Regions from separate parts of the Homo sapiens genome. Here region 1 is linked to region 2. Evidence: read pairs that join two places in POLR2A ChIA-PET (ENCODE). Cell type or tissue: PC-9. All regions are shown on one strand. Each heading gives the region's core, and the rest is flanking DNA. Links, peaks and the distances in the headings are about the cores only.

The links. Peaks named below come from ENCODE experiments on the same cell type or tissue, not always from the same donor. Only the 100,000 strongest peaks of a DNase experiment are listed, where the experiment ranks them.
Region 1: POLR2A ChIA-PET joins it to region 2 with 15 read pairs; 15 of 35 experiments call an interaction of 5 or more read pairs at or near these places.

Annotation. Positions count from the first base shown.
Region 1 is chr14:22,921,042-22,928,973 of GRCh38, forward strand. PRMT5 (protein arginine methyltransferase 5) reads right to left here. Exons shown (of 17, transcript NM_006109.5): 2 at 7,456-7,574; 3 at 7,085-7,170; 4 at 6,485-6,619; 5 at 5,661-5,773; 6 at 5,465-5,514; 7 at 5,092-5,255; 8 at 3,838-3,999; 9 at 3,591-3,668; 10 at 3,438-3,496; 11 at 3,229-3,351; 12 at 2,967-3,142; 13 at 2,010-2,119; 14 at 1,701-1,794; 15 at 1,402-1,518; 2 more. It overlaps LOC124903285 (a long non-coding RNA gene), which reads left to right and starts at 3,260. Exons shown (of 2, transcript XR_007064073.1): 1 at 3,260-3,400; 2 at 5,420-5,861. It overlaps PRMT5-AS1 (PRMT5 antisense RNA 1), which reads left to right. Exons shown (of 2, transcript NR_120600.1): 1 at 1-79; 2 at 2,038-2,366. RefSeq lists an enhancer at 4,921-6,120. In PC-9, for the core only: no CTCF peak of the experiment used is centred there; a DNase peak (open chromatin) is centred at 5,460; H3K27ac peaks cover 1,071 bases.
Region 2 is chr14:22,776,185-22,778,803 of GRCh38, forward strand. It overlaps SLC7A7 (solute carrier family 7 member 7), which reads right to left. Exons shown (of 10, transcript NM_003982.4): 4 at 2,609-2,619; 5 at 11-134. Among named protein-coding and RNA genes, the nearest start is that of OXA1L, 11 kb to the left of the region's middle. In PC-9, for the core only: CTCF peaks have their summits at 1,480 (motif pointing right) and 1,680; a DNase peak (open chromatin) is centred at 1,467.

The DNA.
Region 1 (7,932 bases), core at 3,930-6,429, 150 kb after region 2:
TACCGTTATGGGCTGCTGTAAGAAGAAAGACAGGAAGGTTCAGGGTGAAGCTATGAATTATACATGGCAATGTATTAAGGTAGGTGTGGAGATAAAATGATAAACATGACAAGACTGTCCCAACCCTCATGAAAGTTATTTGAAGCCTATCAGAACACAAATAATCAAAGGTGTGGTGAGAGCTGTGAACATGTACAGAGTCAGAAAAACACCTATGAAAGGGAACACTAACCTAGTCTAGGAGATCAGAGAAAGTTTATCTCACAATAAAAATGTTTAAAGAAGACCTAGAAGATAGGTTAACTGTGTGAAGAGACAAGCAAAGAACTCTACAGGCAAGAGAAAGGCATGAAAGCCTGAGGTAGGAAAGAAGATAGACAATTAGAACAAAAAGAAGGTCCATAAGGCTGAAGCAGTGTAAGCAAGGGGACAGTAGCTGCAAAGGCAAGCAAACACTCGATCACATCAAGTCTTACAAGCAATGTCCCAGATTTTGACTTTTATCCTAAAGACAATGGGAAGGCATTGAAGAGTTTTAAGCAAAAAAGAGAGATAAGATCAGGCCAGGCGCGGTGGCTCACGCCTGTAATCCCAGCACTTTGGGAGGCTGAGGTGGGCGGATCATGAGGTCAGGAGATCGAGACCATCCTGGCTAACACGGTAAAACCCCGTCTCTACTAAAAATACAAGAATTAGCCGGGTGTGGTGGCTGGCACCTGTAATCTCAGCCTCAGGGAGGCTGAGGCAGGAGAATGGCATGAACCCGGGAGGCGGAGCTTGCAGTGAGCCGAAATTGTGCCACTGCACTCCAGCCTGGGCGACAGAGTGAGACTCCGTCTCTTTAAAAAAAAAAAAAAAAAAAAGACAGCAAGAGAGATAAGATCAAATTTGAGTTTTTAAAAGATGACTCTTGCTCAAAGTAGAGAACAGACAGAAGAGTAGCCAGAGTAGATGCGGGAAAGCCAGGCAGAAGGCCACTCCAAATACTCCCAACACCTACCACTGGGATCCAAGAGCATATGAAATCAGGAGAACATGAGTCATAGTCAACTATCTTCCTGGGAGAAGGAAAGAAGCACAACACCAAAGGCAAAGGTTACTGCTTAACTAGAGAGTCTTAAAAGCAGTTCCTACCTTAATAGGGAAGAGGATGGGAAACCATGAGAACATCCCAGGAGAGTGAGTCTCTGGACGGATACCTGTGTGGACAAAATAATGAAAAAACAGAGGTCTCCATGGCTGTGACTTTTGCCTATGCTGAAGAGGGTCTCTTCTCTAATCACACAAAGATCTCCATTCATTGAGCACTGGGCCCCCCATAAATCTAAATGACACATGTACATATAAGCTGCCCAGGAAGCACACCCTCATACTCTGCCATCTACTGCCATAGACACTCACTCAGAGTGATGTCCTGATAAAGCACAGTCTCAAAGTAGCCGGCAAAGCCATGTAGTACTGTGTTCACCTCCACAGGAAATTCCAAGGTGCAATAGCGGTTGTTGTCAATCATAGGATCTGTCAGGAAATAATTATGTGGGTGACAAGGGGCCAGAAGCTCTAGACAACTTGATAAAGCATGAGCAAGACCCAGGAAAGGAAGAGTAGATAAGGCAGACTAGGGACAGTAAGGGAAGAAAGCAGGAGGAAGGAAGAAGCCCGTACCCCTCTAGTCAGAGGACAGCCATAAAAGAACCTACCTCTGTTGGGATGGCTGAAGGTGAAACAGGGCTGGGGTGCAGAGAGCTGGTGGAAGTTGTGCAGCCGTACCACATAAGGCATCTCAAACTGGGCCTGTCAGAGACAGAAAGAGAGAGAGAGTGTTGGGGAAGACACACAAGAGAGAACTACTTCCCCAAGGATTAAAAAAAGTTTTACTTTAGTGCTTCCCCAATCCCTAACTTCTCCTTCACCTCTTCATCCCCAGCAGAAGAAAATAGCTGATGCAAATACAGAAAAAGAAGAGGACTAAAGAGTACCACTTCTTTCCAGAGAGAGTGGTTCTTTACCTCAGGGTCACGGTCCTTCTCCCTACAGGCTCGGACCTCATTGTACAGCTTGGAGGAAGAGATGGGAGCCAGAAAGGAAGTGTACTCCCCGGGGATGCTCACACCATCATCTGCACAGCAGGAGAGTCAAATTAGTTCCAGAGGGAGGGAAATGGTATGTCTGTACTAACTGAAGGATCAGAAGGATCAAACCTCCCATGTCAAAACCAACCAACGTTGGCATGGGCATGGAAGAAAGAGACAAATGCATGTTGTCACATTACTAAGCCAGCCTGCTTCCAACTACTGTCATGGAGGATTCCACTACTAGGTTAATTTACAGAGTCACACAGATTAAAACTGAAAGAACCCAAGATAGTCTAATCTGGTGGTTCTTAACTTTTGTGGGGTCACAAAGTCCCACAAAAGTTCCTGATGAAAGCTAAGCTCAGGGTACATATGTCATATTTATTTATTTATTTATTTATTTATTTATTTATTTGAGATGGAGTCTCGCTCTGTTGCCCAGGCTGGAGTGCAGTGGCACAATCTCAGCTCACTGCAACCTTCTCCTCCCAGGTTCAAGTGATTCTCGCGCCTCAGCCTCCCGAGTAGCTGGGATTACAGGCGTGCACCGCCACGCCTGGCTAATTTTTGTATTTTTAGTAGTGATGGGGTTTCGCCATGTTGCCCAGGCTGGTCTCAAACTCCTGACCTCCCGCCTTGGCCTCCCAAAGTGCTGCAATTACAGGCATGAGCCACCGCGCCCAGCCCACTCCCTTCATTTTACAAATATGAACACTAAGGTTTGGAGAGATGACTTCATTTGCTAGGGGCACAGAGGCAGTGAAGCAGTGGCTCTCAAACTCATATGATGTGACCCAGGTCCAACCCACTTTCCCCTAAACCCTGTACCCTCCTCCCAGGTTGCTGTCTCACCCATCATCACCCTCCACCTACACCCCAACCTGGGGGCACCTTTTAGGAAGTGCTGGGCTCCATCCAGGCACTCAGGCGACAATTCATTGTCAGCAAATGAGCCCAGAAGCTCACTGACAATGATGTCTGCTTTCTCTGGAGCCACCCATTCCCTCATGTCTGATGAGACTACGGTCACTTGGCTTCCCCATTCTTCAAACTGCCAGTTCTCTAGCCTGAAACAGAGACAATAAGGTAAGGAGAGATGTTAAGGAAATTTGGCAATGAGGACTAACTTCCCAGCAAGCAGGTTGCTACTCACGTCACCACGGCATTTGGGTTTTTCTCCACAGCATACAGCTTTATCCGCCGGTCGGCCTGCTTGGCTGCCCGCAGGGAAGCGTTCACCAGGGGTCCCCGTCCTGCTCCCAGCACCATCAGTACCCTAAGAAAGAAAGGGAAGAGTCAAGCAGACTTGGCATATACAGATATAGGTATGCAAGTCCCTGAGATTGAGGGGAAAGCACTCACTGGACATTGGTATCCTTCTCCTCTTCTGGTACTCGGTCTAGCAGACATTTATAGATGGCCTGGAGGGAGGAGAGAATATCCCATGGTTGTAATCCCATCCTCCCCAGGTCATGCTGGCCCTGTGCTTTCCTCACCCTGGGCACCACACAGTACCTGCTGGTACTGAGAGTATTTGATGGGGTCCTTTTCAAACACTTCATATGTCTGAGATTCCAGATTGTCCATCAGTGGCTGATGAATGAGGAAAAGGACAAAGTTAGCCAGTTTCTGGCAAAGGACAATGCACTAAAATATCAAAAACTTTCCACTGCTTTCTGAGTTTTAGTAAGATTTGGAGGCATATATTCTCAAGAAACATTTTCCATCCCACCTTCCTCCTCTAAGTGCACTCCAGACCCACCTGAAGCGGGGACTGCAGATAGTCTTCATAGCCCTTGGCAAAGAGTTCATAGGCATTAGGTGGAGGACGGTTCTGGCTTAAGTATTCCAGGTATTGGAGGTAGGAGCAGAACTCCTTCTCTGAGTGGTGGTTGGTGCCTGTGATGATGAACTGCACCTCCAACTGTGAGAAAAGTCAGACCATCAGACACAGCCCTCAAACCAAGATTCTGGAATATTATGGTATATGGCCAAAGAGCCCTAGTGTAAAATAAGGCCCAGATCAACAGTTCTCTTTTTTTTTTTTTTTAAAAAAAAAGATGGAGTCTCGCTCTATTGCCCAGGCTGGAGTGCAATGGCGTGATCTTGGCTCACTTGCAACCTCCACCTCCCAGGTTCAAGCAATTCTCCTGCCTCAGCCTCCCAAGTAGCTGGGACTACAGGTGCGTGCCACCATGCTTGGCTAATTTTTGTATTTTTAGTAGAGACGGGGTTTCACCATGTTGGACAGGCTGGTCTCAAACTCCTGACCTCAGATGATCCATCCGCCTCAGCCTCCCAAAGTCCTGGGATTACAGGCGCGAGCCACTGCACCTGGCCCAGACCAACAGTTCTCTAGCGTCTGTCCCAATACCAACAAAGGCAGCATGAGGCTTCAGTAAACTTATAAAAAGCCCCCTTGGCCGGGCGTGGTGGCCCACGCCTGTAATCCCAATACTTTGGAAGGCCGAGGCGGGTGGATCATTTGAGGTCAGGCGTTCAAGACCAGCCTGGCCAACATGATAAAACCTGTCTCTACTGAAAATACAAAAATTAGCCGGGCAGTAGTGGTGCATTCCTATAATCCCAGCTACTCAGGAGGCTAAAGCAGAAGAATCGCTTAAGCCTGGGAGGCAGAGGTTCTGGTGAGCTGAGATGGTATGGCTGCACTCCAGTCTGGGTAACAGAGTGAGACCCTGTCTCAAAAAAAAAAAGAAAAAAGAAAAAGCCCTCTTATGCCATGAAAGTATCAACACCCAAACAGCCTCATGGATCCTTGCTGTAACTTCCTAAATGAAACCTTCTGCAAAGTTCTCATGAGGTTTGGTTTGTTTTGAAAGGTTTCTAGGGCTACTACTGGCATTTACCTTTTTGTTCTCAAGATTCCCAACTTCACTGAAATTGCTCCCCAGAAACCAAAGAAAAAGAGTCAGCCTCACAGGAAAAAACGATCATACACAGGTAAATAAGGCAAGATGTATAGCTGGACTACCTTTAGAACCCTCCTACCACTCACCTTGAGGAGCCGGAAGATGAGCCTCTGGTGCATCTTAGAAAGAACAGGAAATCCCTTCTTATTGGTCAGGAAAATGCTAGTGGGGAGAATGGCTGCTTTGATGGGCTCCCCAAGCCAGCGATCAATGACATGATTAGATGGGAGGTCAGCCCCAATTTCAAGAGCTACATGAGGCAAAAGAAAAACTGTCAACCACTGCCAGGCAAGAAACCCTTCCTTGCTCCTTTGCGCAAAATCTGTTTACTTCTTTAAGAGAAAGCCAGTCTGAGACAGAGGGGAAGTAGCAAAATTGTATACTATATATGAAATTCCTGATTCTTATTCACAGGAGGTAAGAGAAGCCACACCCATCCCAGGATTCTCATGGACTCACCCACTGCAATCCTCTTACTATAGTCACACAAAGTCCGGAAGTTGTGCCACCTGTTCAGTCAAATACAGAAAAGTACAGTAAACTAGATATGGCCGACCAATCACCACAGCTCAAGGAGACCTCCCTACAGGTTGCACCCTGTACTTCCCCTCACCCTATCCCTTGCACCCTGGTACAGCAGCAAAGGGAGACATACCACATCCACGTTTTCTCCTCCCCACTGTACTCCTCTGTGTGTGTAGTTGGTGCATTCTCAATTATATCATCTCTCAGGTCCTCTGGTGCCACCAAGGGTACCCGCATCCAGAACTGCACATGAACAGTCACCCTTTTAGAACTCTCTTTTGAACTCATTGGGTCCAGAAAGTTTCCCTCAATAAAAAAAACTTCATCCAGACCTCGTTAATCCCTTTATATGCTTTTCCCAATTTGTAATTTTGTAAGTGAACATGTACCTTATATATAGATCCTTATGTAAATATCTGCCTTGTCTTACGTAAGTTTCCAAAATAATTACATTTACATGTTTTGAAACTCTCTTCATACCACTTTTAGATGGAGAGGTGCGCAATACTGACCTTTTTTTTTTTTTTTTTTTGAGACAAGGTCTGGCTCTGTCACCCAGGCTGGAGTGCAGTGGTGCAATCTCAGCTAACTGCAACCTCCGCCTCACAGGTTCAAGTCATCCTCCCACCTCAGCTTCCCAAGTAGCTGGGACTACAGGCGTGTGACACCCCACCTAGCTAATTTGTGTTTTTTTGTTTTTGTTTTGGTTTTGGTTTTTTATACAGACAGGATTTCACCACGCTGCCCAAGCTGGTCTCGAACTCCTGAGCTCAGTGATCTGCCCACCTCAGCCTCCCAAAGTGCTGGGATTACAGGCATCACCCACTGTGCCCGCCAATACTGATACTTCAATTCTGCCAAACACACCCTTCACTGAATGGCTAGGCACAAGAAGGTACTTAGCACAATCTGACTACTATGATATGCAGCAGGAAAGGAGCCCCTCAGCTATACCATGGAAGAGTGATGGCCAGTGTGGATGTGGTTGGTCAAAACTCTGGCCAGGTTGGTGTTATCTTCCTGATTAAGGGGCAGCAGGAAAGCTGGAAGACCCAAATATGCACCAAAATTCAGCTCCTGTAACATGGCCTGGAACGGAGATGAAGAGGAAAAGTTTGAGCTAACAAGCAAACAGCTTTTTTTTTTTTTTTTTTGAGACAAAGTCTCACTCTGTCACCCAGGCTGGAGTGCAGTGGCACAGTCTCCACTCACTGCAGCCTTGACCTTCCCAAGCTCAACTGATCCTCCCTCCTCAGCCTCCTGAGTAGCTGGGACCACAGGCATGCACCACCATGCCTGGCTAATTTTTGTATATTTTATAGAGATGGGGTTTCACTACGCTGCCCAGGCTGGTCTCGAAATCCCGAGCTCCAGTGATCCTACAGCCTCAGCCTCCCAAAGTGCTAGGATTATAGGTGTGCACCACAGCACCCAGCCTAATAGCTTTAATTTCATTCTATCAGTTAATTTACCAAGTTATTGGGGATGGGAGGGGACCACTCTCCCCACCCAGCTTGGTTAGAAAAATCCAGCAGAGAAGTCAAACAGTCTTACCGCCTCGGAGTTCCTGCGAATCTTCTCCACTTTTGAGTCTGGACGAATCCATGGAGAAAGCTTTCCCACAATTAGCGTATTCCAGTCTGCACTCCCCCACCCAAGAAAGACAAATACTGAATAAGGTTCAGCACTTTACTTGTTCAATTTTTAGTTTTGGGAATCAAGAGTAGAAATGAGAGACAAAGGTTTTTTCTACATAGACATGGGATAGCCTGATGCAGAATAGAGAAGCAAGGAGAAAACAAGTTATCTATATCCCAGGGACTAACAAATATATCCAAGTCAGAAAAGGAGGAGAATGAGGGCCCCGATAAAGCAGAAGTTGTTATTGCCTCTAATAATTAAGGGGCATATGGGATGGTCCCTACCCCTTCCTGACAGCAGTAGGTCTGATCGTGTCTGGGGACCGGGCCGATTCTTAGCAGGTTCCTGAATGAACTCCCTCTTGAAACGCGGATGGAAGACAGGCATGCAGAGGAAATCAAACCTACAACCGCGACAGACCCAGAATCATGTAAAGACAGCAGCAGTGCCAGAGAGCCAAGCAACTGGATTTAGGCTATCTTGATTTTGCACAGCCCTTTCAGCTGCCATCAGTTCAGCCTACTAGGCTGCTGAGTTCAGACCACCTTGGGGGATATCAACTCTGCTGTACTGTGCCTCAATTTCTCCCTAAAACACAGCCATGGGACATATGAGTAAGGAGAAAATGATGGATATCCACAAGTAGAATTTTTTTCTCCTCAGGTGTCAGTATGTTTCCAAGACCATCACATCCAGATTTGCCCCAGTTCTGCCCATGCCTCCCCCGTCAAAATTAGCCTCTTCTCTCCCTTGCCCCCTAA
Region 2 (2,619 bases), core at 120-2,619:
AATCCTTTACCACAGCAACAGCATCACTGGCCAAGATGTCTCTCATGTCTAGCACAGTATAATAGGCCACATTGGTCAAGATATAGATGATGGTGACAATGGGCATGGAGATGCCAATGGAGAGGGGCAGGTTCCTACAGCCAAATAGAATAAAATGCACATTAGTCCCACAGTCATATCCCTATCTCTCCTTTAATCCTTAGACTCTCCCTGCCACACCGGTCTTTCCAGGGATGGAGACTGTTGCTACATTTCCTCAATGCATTTGTCTTTGACGGTGCCCTGGATAGTGGCTGAAGCTCTGAACACTTAAGAACTAAAGAACATTAGGGGAAAGGAATATCATATTAGGAGACAGGACTGTGCAGCTGGGAGCAGTGGCTCATGCCTGTAGTACTAACACTTTGGGAGGCTGAGGCAGGGAGATGGCTCGAGTCTAGGAGTTGGAGACCAGCCTGGGCAACATGGCAAAACCCTGTCTCTACAAAAAACTAGCCAAGCAGCTGGGCGTGGTGGCTCACGCCTGTAATCCCAGCACTTTGGGAGGCCGAGCCGGGTGGATCACCTGAGGTCAGGAGTTCAAGACCAGCCTGGCCAACATGGCAAAACCCTGTTCCTACTAAAAATATAAATAATTAGCCAGGCATGGTGGCATGCACCTGTAGTCCCAGCTACTCAGGAGGCTGAGGTACGAGAATCACTTGAACTCGAGAGGCGGAGGTTGTGGTAAGCCAAAATTGTGCCACTGCACTCCAGCATGGGCGACAGAGCGAGACTCTGTCTCCAAAAACAAACCAAAAAAAAAAAAATTAGCCAAGCGTGGTGGTGCATGCCTGTAATCCCAGCTATTTGGGAGGCTGAGGTGGGAGGATCACTTGAGCCTGGGGAGGTCAAGGCTGCAGTGAACCATGACTGGGCCACTGCACTCCAGCCTGGGCAAGGCAGCCAGACCCTGTCTAAAAAAAAAAAAAAAAAAAAAAAAGCAGGGCGGGGGGGATTAACAAAGACTGTCCCCAGCATCATAACGCACAGGAAAATGGGAGGTTGTTTTGTTTTATACCCCAAAGATCTTTTGGTGTCAGGATTCCATCTCTAAGATTATCAACATTGGCAATTTTGCCTCAAGGTTGAGAAATATAAAAAGAAATTATGGAGGCAAATTGTGAAATTTAACATCTTCAGAGAATAAGATAGGCCTTCAGTAGGAAGAGAAGTGTATGTATCTGACTAGCAGCCTGGAAGATATGTCTGCCCACCCCTTCCTCAGTTTGAGAACCTCAGGAGCCATCCTAACTGGTGGGCAAAAGAAAGATGCAAAGAGCTCTCAAGGTCCCTGTAGCCCAATAAAGCCATGATCTTTATAAGCATCCTTAACAGTAAGGCTGCCAAAAAAAAAGCACAAAGTGGGGCAAATACTCTGCAAATAGAGTCATGCAGTTTCTGTCCGGTAGGTGGAAGTACCACCCAGGCCTTGATCCTGCTTCTGTTATCTCTGTTCCCATAGCGTTACCACTAGTTGTGTACCAAGAGTGCTCTTCTGTTTCTCAAGCCAAAAGGAGTTTATTGGTATAAGAATTGTGATTCTTTTCACTTAAGCATTTACAGAAAGCTGGGCACAGTGGCTCATGCCTGTAATCCCAGCACTTTGGGAGGCTAAGGCGGGCGGATCACCTGAGGTCAGGAGTTCGAGACCAGCCTGGCCAACATGGTGAAACCCATGTCTCTACTAAAAATACAAAAATTAGCCAGGCGTGGTGGCAGGCACCTGTAATTCTAGCTATTTGGGAGGCTGAAGCAGGAGAATCACTTGAACCTGGGAGGCAGAGGTTGCAATGAGCCAAGATCACGCCATTGCACTCCAGCCTGGGAAATACAGCAAGACTCTCTCCAAAAAACAAAAAACATTTTACCGAAACTCCACTCCCTGGCAAATCTTAGTTCCCAGAATCATAGAATTTTAGAGCCAGGAAAGGCCATGGAGATCACAGAATTTAACCCCCTCAATTACAGATAAGGAAACAGGCAAAGAGATGGCCGGGCAACTCCCTCAAGGTTAGCCAACAAGTCAGTGGAAAGATCAACTCTAGGTCCTTGACTTCCTGTCCAGTTCTCTTTTCACTCTATATATAGACTACAGAGCAATAATGGTAGGGTGACTTAATTGAATGACTGAAACTATACCACAATGTCAGTATGAATTTAGGAAACAAGGAAGGTATCAGAGGGAAACACAGGAAGGTTTCTGGAAGTCTATATCCCAAAGCTATGTATGTGGGGATAAGGGTGGATAAAATATCTATCAAGGAAAATCTGTTTTAAAAACATACATAAGCATATAATACAACCTGCTTTAATTAATGCAGAAATTAATGAACAAATGTAAAAATGCCTTTAAAAATTTACAAAGCATACATGAGTAAGTTCATATTTTAGCCCTGTTACTGTGATCATAGACAAGTTACTTCTCTGAGCCTCAGGCCTCCCATCTATTAAAATGAGGCTGGTAAAATTAACCTCATAGTGGTTGTGGTATGCTGTCTGGCACGTAGTAGGAGCTCATTAAATGATGGCTATCACTGCTATGGAAAGTTGGTGGTGCAGTACCTACCTCTCAGGATT